2 separate regions of the Homo sapiens genome follow, and region 1 is linked to region 2. The links are chromatin contacts, found by Hi-C or POLR2A ChIA-PET in ENCODE. All regions are on one chromosome and are shown on one strand. The core of a region is the stretch at or near the end of the contact, and the rest is flanking DNA. Distances in the headings are between cores, read along the strand shown. Region 1 has its middle 72 kb from the start of BCOR. Region 2 overlaps LINC01283 (long intergenic non-protein coding RNA 1283).

Evidence for each region. A loop is a pair of places that touch in the nucleus more often than their neighbours do. ChIA-PET counts read pairs that join two places held with the same protein, here RNA polymerase II (POLR2A). Pooled maps may share reads with other maps.
Region 1: a map of endothelial cell of umbilical vein shows a loop between it and region 2 (8-fold over the local background). The contact joins two enhancer-like sites. A Hi-C loop is called at or near these places in 1 of 168 maps with a recorded cell type or tissue (endothelial cell of umbilical vein) and 6 of 50 pooled maps. POLR2A ChIA-PET finds 5 or more read pairs at or near these places in 3 of 52 experiments (CD8-positive, alpha-beta memory T cell, activated CD4-positive, alpha-beta T cell and activated naive CD4-positive, alpha-beta T cell).

The regions. Positions count from the first base shown.
Region 1 is chrX:40,168,266-40,171,384 of GRCh38, forward strand. It overlaps a transcript of BCOR not described here. Among named protein-coding and RNA genes, the nearest start is that of BCOR, 72 kb to the left of the region's middle. RefSeq lists enhancers at 856-1,546, 1,547-2,237, 1,820-2,019. Within about 2 kb of position 1,391, at least 16 of the 41 ENCODE cell types and tissues checked have a DNase peak (open chromatin) inside an H3K27ac peak, as active enhancers do.
Region 2 is chrX:39,417,817-39,421,048 of GRCh38, forward strand. The region is part of intron 1 of LINC01283 (long intergenic non-protein coding RNA 1283); the gene reads right to left. Among named protein-coding and RNA genes, the nearest start is that of LINC01283, 15 kb to the right of the region's middle. Within about 2 kb of position 1,680, at least 10 of the 41 ENCODE cell types and tissues checked have a DNase peak (open chromatin) inside an H3K27ac peak, as active enhancers do.

The sequences.
Region 1 (3,119 bases), core at 141-2,640, 750 kb after region 2:
TTCCGCGGAGCGCCGGACAGCTCCTGGGAGGCAGAACTCAGGACCCTACACGCGCGGAGAGGACGCGGGGACAGCCGGGCTTTGTTTTGTCTCTTGCCTCTGCCGGGAGGGCGGAGAAGCCTCGGCCGAGCTGGGGCCCACTGGCGAATTGGCGGCGGCAAACACCCCCCTCCTAGCCTAAGTGGAACCTGAAACTCCGGACTTGGTCCGGGTGGGGCACAAAGCTACGTGGAGGGTCTCCCAGTCCACAAGTGGCTCTCCCCACACAGACAAATGTGCAGTGTCATTATGGTGGCTCCTGTTGCTCGAGGCCTCGGGGGTGCTCCGGCGGTGCGCGCACACCTCACCTCCACAAGGCACGGAGGGCGAGAGGGGGGCCAAGGGGCTGGGGCTCCCCGGGGGGCTGCCTGGAGGAGACGCCACATCGGGCCTTCCCGCACCCCCGGCTGCCTTCCTGGACCGCGAGCACGGAGCCAGGGCGGCCTCTCGCCTTTCATTACGGGGCCTACGAAAGCAGCAGCCCAGGCAAATATGTAGCTATTAAAATTAATCGCCCCGCGTTGTCAGCTGAACATAATGCAAATTATTTATGGGCTGTCTGCGCAATATTTATCATCGTGCAGGCTCCAGGCGCTTCGTGCCTCCTGGCCTCCCCCGCCCGCCCGCCCTGGCCGGCGCAGGGCGAAGCTGCGCGCAGGCTGCAGCGGCCTGGGGGCTCTGGGAACCCGAGTGGGGTTCCAAGGGCGAGGCCGTGCGTCAGGCCGTCTTCCAGGCCGAGGGCCTCACTTTAGTTTCTGCCATTCAGTACACATTTATCGGAGGCCTATTACGTGCAAAATTAGGAGGTCCGCGAAATCGGGGTGAAAACCAATTTGGAGAAATCTAAACCAAACAGATGAGCTCGGGCTCGAGGGGCGATGCAGACAGAGGCTCCTCAGCTGCACAAGAGAATTTTCTCTGGCTCAAGTCGGTCCTTCAACCTGGGAAACCCATGTTTGCTAAAGCTGGATTCGCTCTAGGAGAAACAGGGAGCATCTGATGTGCTCAACAGATTCGAGTACAACGCTATCGACTGGAACAGGAATTCGGTGTCCTTCGAGCCTCAAAACTTGTTTGCTGATCGCAGATAACAGATTAACTGTTAATTGTCGAAATCGGCCAACCATTTAGTTTATCACTGTTGGGGGCCCCTTGGTATTCGCTGCACTTTTTATATGTAAAAACAGTCTTGGTACCTCCTAAACGGCTTTTGTGTGGCTTTTGTTTCTCTTTCAAATACGGTGTTTTAAAAAACAGCAGCAACACGCCACCCCACCCCCTCTTCAACCAAGCCTTCTGGTTTAAAAAAAAACAAAAACAAAAACCAGGAGGAGAAATAATCTATAGGACAATCCCCCCCCTACTGGTCGGAGCTGGCGTTGGGGCTTTTTACGCAGATCGAGTCGCCCAGGGCTGCGGAGGTAAACAGGCTTTCTGCACCGCTGCTAAATGAATCACGAGGGGGAAGAACCGAGACTGCTGGGCGAGGGAGGCCTCGGGATCTGGGCCGGGAGCCAGGGCGGGGACGGCGCTGCACGGGGGGCAATGAGGTGGAGACGGGACCAGGGTTAACCCTGGTCCAAGGCCCCAAGGCCAGGGAAGGGAGAGTAAGGCCGGTGGGCGGTCCAGCCGGAGGCCCCTACTCGCTATCTGCGAGGCAGGGTGAACGCGCAGCCTGGGCCTCCATCCCCAGCGCGCCTGGGCACCACCTGGGGCCGGTCACGCTGCCTGAGCCCATCTGCGAGGAAGGAGGTCACGAGGCACCCCCTCCCACAGAGTTTTAACAACTCCAGGCCTTCAAGACGCAGTAGCAGGCCTGGGTCTTCTGATGTTCATTTAAAGCAAAATGATCGCCTTTCTTCACTGTCCCCACCCCAGACGCCAACAACACCTTGCACCTAGCAGACCAAGCCTGAGTCAAGACGTCCTTCGGTCCTGGGGCTGGGGGAATGGCTACCAACGGGCATCTCTTCTGCAGACTAACAGAAGGGGATATAGCCAGGAAGCTACTATAAATTTATATTCTTCTTCCGGTTTTGTTTTGGTTTTGGTTTTTTTTTTTTTGAGACGGAGTTTCGCTCTTTTGCCCAGGCTGGAGTGAAGTGGCACGATCTCGGCTCACTGCAACCTCTGCCTACCGGGTTCAAGCAATTCTGCCTCAGCCTCCCCAGTAGCTGGGATTACAGGCGCCCGCCACCTTGCCCGGCTAATTTTTTGTATTTTTACTAGAGACGGGGTTTCGCCATGTTGGCCAGGCTGGTCTCGAACTCCTGACCTCACGTGATCCACCCATCTCGCCTCCCAAAGTGCTAGGATTACAAGCGTGAGCCACCGCGCCCAGCCTTCTTAAAATGTGATTTGACCCAATTTAAAGCCTCCCTTTCTTCCCCATTAACCTCCAGTTTTTGACAGATTTTCTTAGAACATTCCAAAGATTCTCTCATTACTTCAGAAACTTATCTCGAAATGATGTAAAAGGAGGTTCAAAATATTAGGTTGCTTTTGGGTTCCCTTTATCTCGAACATTGTTGCGTAGATTTGAGAAAGGGCTGATTTCTACTTTGTTTTCTAATCAGCAAGTCACTGGTTTTTCTACCTAAGAGAGACTGAACATTAACCACAGTGAAGCAGAAGGGTTGAGCCGCATTTACAAAGTGCCTTCACATTTTGGTCCTCAGAAACCCATCCGAGGGGGACAGAGTAGGTGTTACTGTTCTGATTTTACACATGAAGAGACTGGCCACTCGCCCCCACAAATTTCTGGAAGCTAGTCTTCCTCACTGAACTGGAGCCAGAAGCCATGTGAAGCCAGCCTGCTCCTGCCTACACCCTCCTTCCTCCAGGTCAATGTCATTTAGAATATATTGCATCCTTTTCTTGGATCTGTCTGCTAGGACCCGGGCCACCCTCCTGCTGGAGGCAACCCCGACAGCCCATATTTTAAGCAGCTCTTTTCACAGCCTGCAAACCTCACGGATTGTCTCTTACAACTGTCTGTTTACTCACTTCCCTCCACCCAGTCAATTCCGACTCCAGGCCCGGGAGGACAATTTTAAAGTGTTTCTGCAGACAGACCCTCT
Region 2 (3,232 bases), core at 430-2,929:
AGTTTTCCAAAGTGATTCTACAATTGAAGGCTCTATCTTGCTCTTCTACCATTAGCCATTCATGACTTCTACCTCATGGTAAAATATGGCTGCTTGAATTCTAGCCATCATATCCACATTCCAACCCACAAGGAGGAAGATGGAGGAAATTATACGCTTCCCTTGCTTTAATAACATTTCCTGGAAATGTCACACAATACTTCTGCTTACATCCCATTAGTTAGAACTTAGTCCCATGATTGCACCTTGCTGAAAGGGAGGCTGGGACATGTATTTTTTGTTATGGAGACCCACATGCCTAGCTAAAAATTGGGGATCTTATTATTGAGAAAGAAAGTGATATTGGATGTTGGGGGGCAAGAAGCAGCTCTGCTACAGATGAGTGGTCAGAAATTAGTCAGGGATCATTCCTGTCTTGCTTAAGGGTGTTTCTCCAGAACCTATCGTGGACCTTGGCTCATGATATATGCTCTATAAATGTTTGTGACAGGTGGAAGGAGGGAGAGAAGAAGAAAGAGAGAAGTAGCCATGGCAGCCAGGCTCATGACTCAGGAAAGTTTCCTTGAGGTCACTATGCTCTTCTGACAAGAGTGTTGTTCTTAAAGGACTTTCACCATTCTTCAACTTCTGACATTGTTTCAAAACATCTCTTGGATGCAATTAAACGTCATTGTATGAATTGTCAAGACAGTCTTTCAGTGACTTGTTAGGTAAGGGACTTTTTGACATTGTTATCTGATAGAGATAGTTTGGGAATTTTGTTTTTCAGTGTGGAATAGAGTGTGTGTGGGTGGGTGTGTGTGTCTGCACAGGAAACCGTCTGAGGACTTTTTCCTGTCAAGAGTCTCACAATTTGTATGGTAATAAACGTGTTGTCATCAAGGGCTTGTGCCTTGGAAATTCGAAATGAAGGCCGAGATGCCTGAGGGGAGGGGAAGAAAAGAGAGCTGGGAGCAAGGTTGTTTCGAAGCCGACTCGTGGCCGTGACAGGCAGCGGGAACTTTTGTGAGAGGCCTCCGTGTTTCCAGCCGGGTGCCCCTTCAGCAAATGAGGGGGTCATCGGGTTATGTTATTTTATGGTACAAAAGCAGATACGGTCCGCTGCCTCCGCTCTACCCTGATAATTTTGTTTTCCTGGCGAGTTTGCCATCAAGGATCTGACATGCCATTAGGTTTTTATCTCTGTTGCCCAAGGAGGGGCAACGGTGAGCAAGGGTCTGCTTTTCATTAAAGTGAGCCTGGTTGCACGAGCACTTCTTTGAACAAAACAACCACGGTTCACGACAAGGTTAGGGGAAGGCGGGGCGGAGGGAAGGTTATTAGTTATTACCTCTGCTTCCTTAGCGGGAGTGGGGGCTTCTCTCTAGCGGGATTTGGATCCCTCCCTGGGGCGCTGAGAGCTAATTCCACACTCAAGCCATGATCCCCAGGCCCGCCTAAGAAGCGGCGCCTTCTAATCATGCCAAATCATCAGGCTGATTCTGCGACATCAACTGTTACCCATTAGGGAACAGGCTGACAACAAGAAATGCATTTCACTTCCAGTCTTGGCCCTCCCTGGACTTGTAGTCCAAGGAAGCTCCAGTGATCCTGCTGGGGACACGGGCCTCCTGCCAGCTCTTAAGAGCTTCTGCCAGGGTTTCTCTCCCCAAAGGAAAAAGTGTCTGGGAGGGCCTCTGAGGAAGGGGAAAGGGTGAAGGACACTAGCTGGGAGTCAGTCCAAATTGGCTCTGCCCCATGTGAAAGAGCCTGATACATTCAAGGTCATTGATCCGAATTTGTCCCCGCAAAGCAGAACAAAATGAGCAGAGACACACACTCAGTAGCAAGTCTAAGGGGAAAAAAAATATCCTGTAAATCTGTCCATGTTGTTTTCTTTTAAGATGCGGTAGCTAATGTTGGTGTCAGAAAGGGGCCCAGCTGTTTATGGTGCTTACCTAAACAGCCTGCCTGACTTTAAAGTCATTTCTGGCTGCTTCTGCCAACCCAAGTACTCCAGTCCACCTTTTTGTGTCATTCCCATCAGAAAAATCACACCGGTCTGATGCTCACTCTGGCGTGCTGGCCTCCCGTGAAATGCTGTGATCGAGGGTCTCCAGTGGGACTCAGAGACTCCATTCCTCTGCCCCTCCCCCACCATCCTCCTCCACACCATCTACCCACCCACTGCTGGGTGCGATTTATAAGCAGGGGAATCCCCTTAATCCCATAGATATGTGATTTACTTCACCCAAGAATTCGGAGAGCTGCGTCCTCTCTCAAAAAGTGAATTATAACACCAGCATAGAATATCGATTCCAGACATGTGGAATTTTAATCCCCAAGTCCCCACGAAATGCTTCTGTCCATGGTAAATTGGTCCACCATTTCAGCATGTCCAAACAGGTAGGACAGATGACCCCCTCTGGCCACCAACTCTCAGTCACTGGGGGCAAGGTCAGGGGGTTGCGGGGGAATCTGAGAGCCTTCATCTCACTCTCGTGACTGTGTCTGCTCTCAGGTGCTGTGTGCAATTCTATTTTGTATTTCTTGGAACCTGACATCAATTGGGCATTTTTAAATTCCCCTGCTGCCCGCAAAGCCAAAGCCAGGCAGCCATCTTCAAAATGTCACCAGCCATTAACCGTGAGCAAGGATGAATTATGCTCACCACCACCATCAGGTGCATTGAGAAGAACAACTCGCGGAGGCAGACTGCCATGTGCTGGGGGGAGTTCCAGCTCCAAGCCCTGCCCTGGGCTCTCCCAGGACCGCCAACCCGTGTTTCCAGAGATTGTGGTTTTATCTGCAAATAGGTTAGGTTTTAATGGGTAGTAAGCCCCCATAATATTCCAGGCCCTGTTCCCAGCACCACTTCCACAATAACTCTCCTCACTTCCTTGTCACAAGTGGGAATTGAAAGGCTCAGAGCTGTTGGGTACATTGGTCAAGGTCACACAGCTGGTGAGTGGAAGAAACATGCCTGTTACCAAGATCTATTTTCTATTACATCACACCCAAAGAAGCTTCTGCCAATCTTATGCATGGTTTTCACTGCATGTCTCAATAATATAACCAGTCCCAGGCACCTACATTTTAACGCCAATACAGCTGGAGCTCAGACAGGTTAAGTGACCTGTGCGAACACACACTCATGGAGGGAGAATGGGCTCTGTGACATGTAATGCGACAGATATTTATTGAGCATCCACAAGCTTTGGCTATACACAGCTAAATAAGGCACAGTCACTGC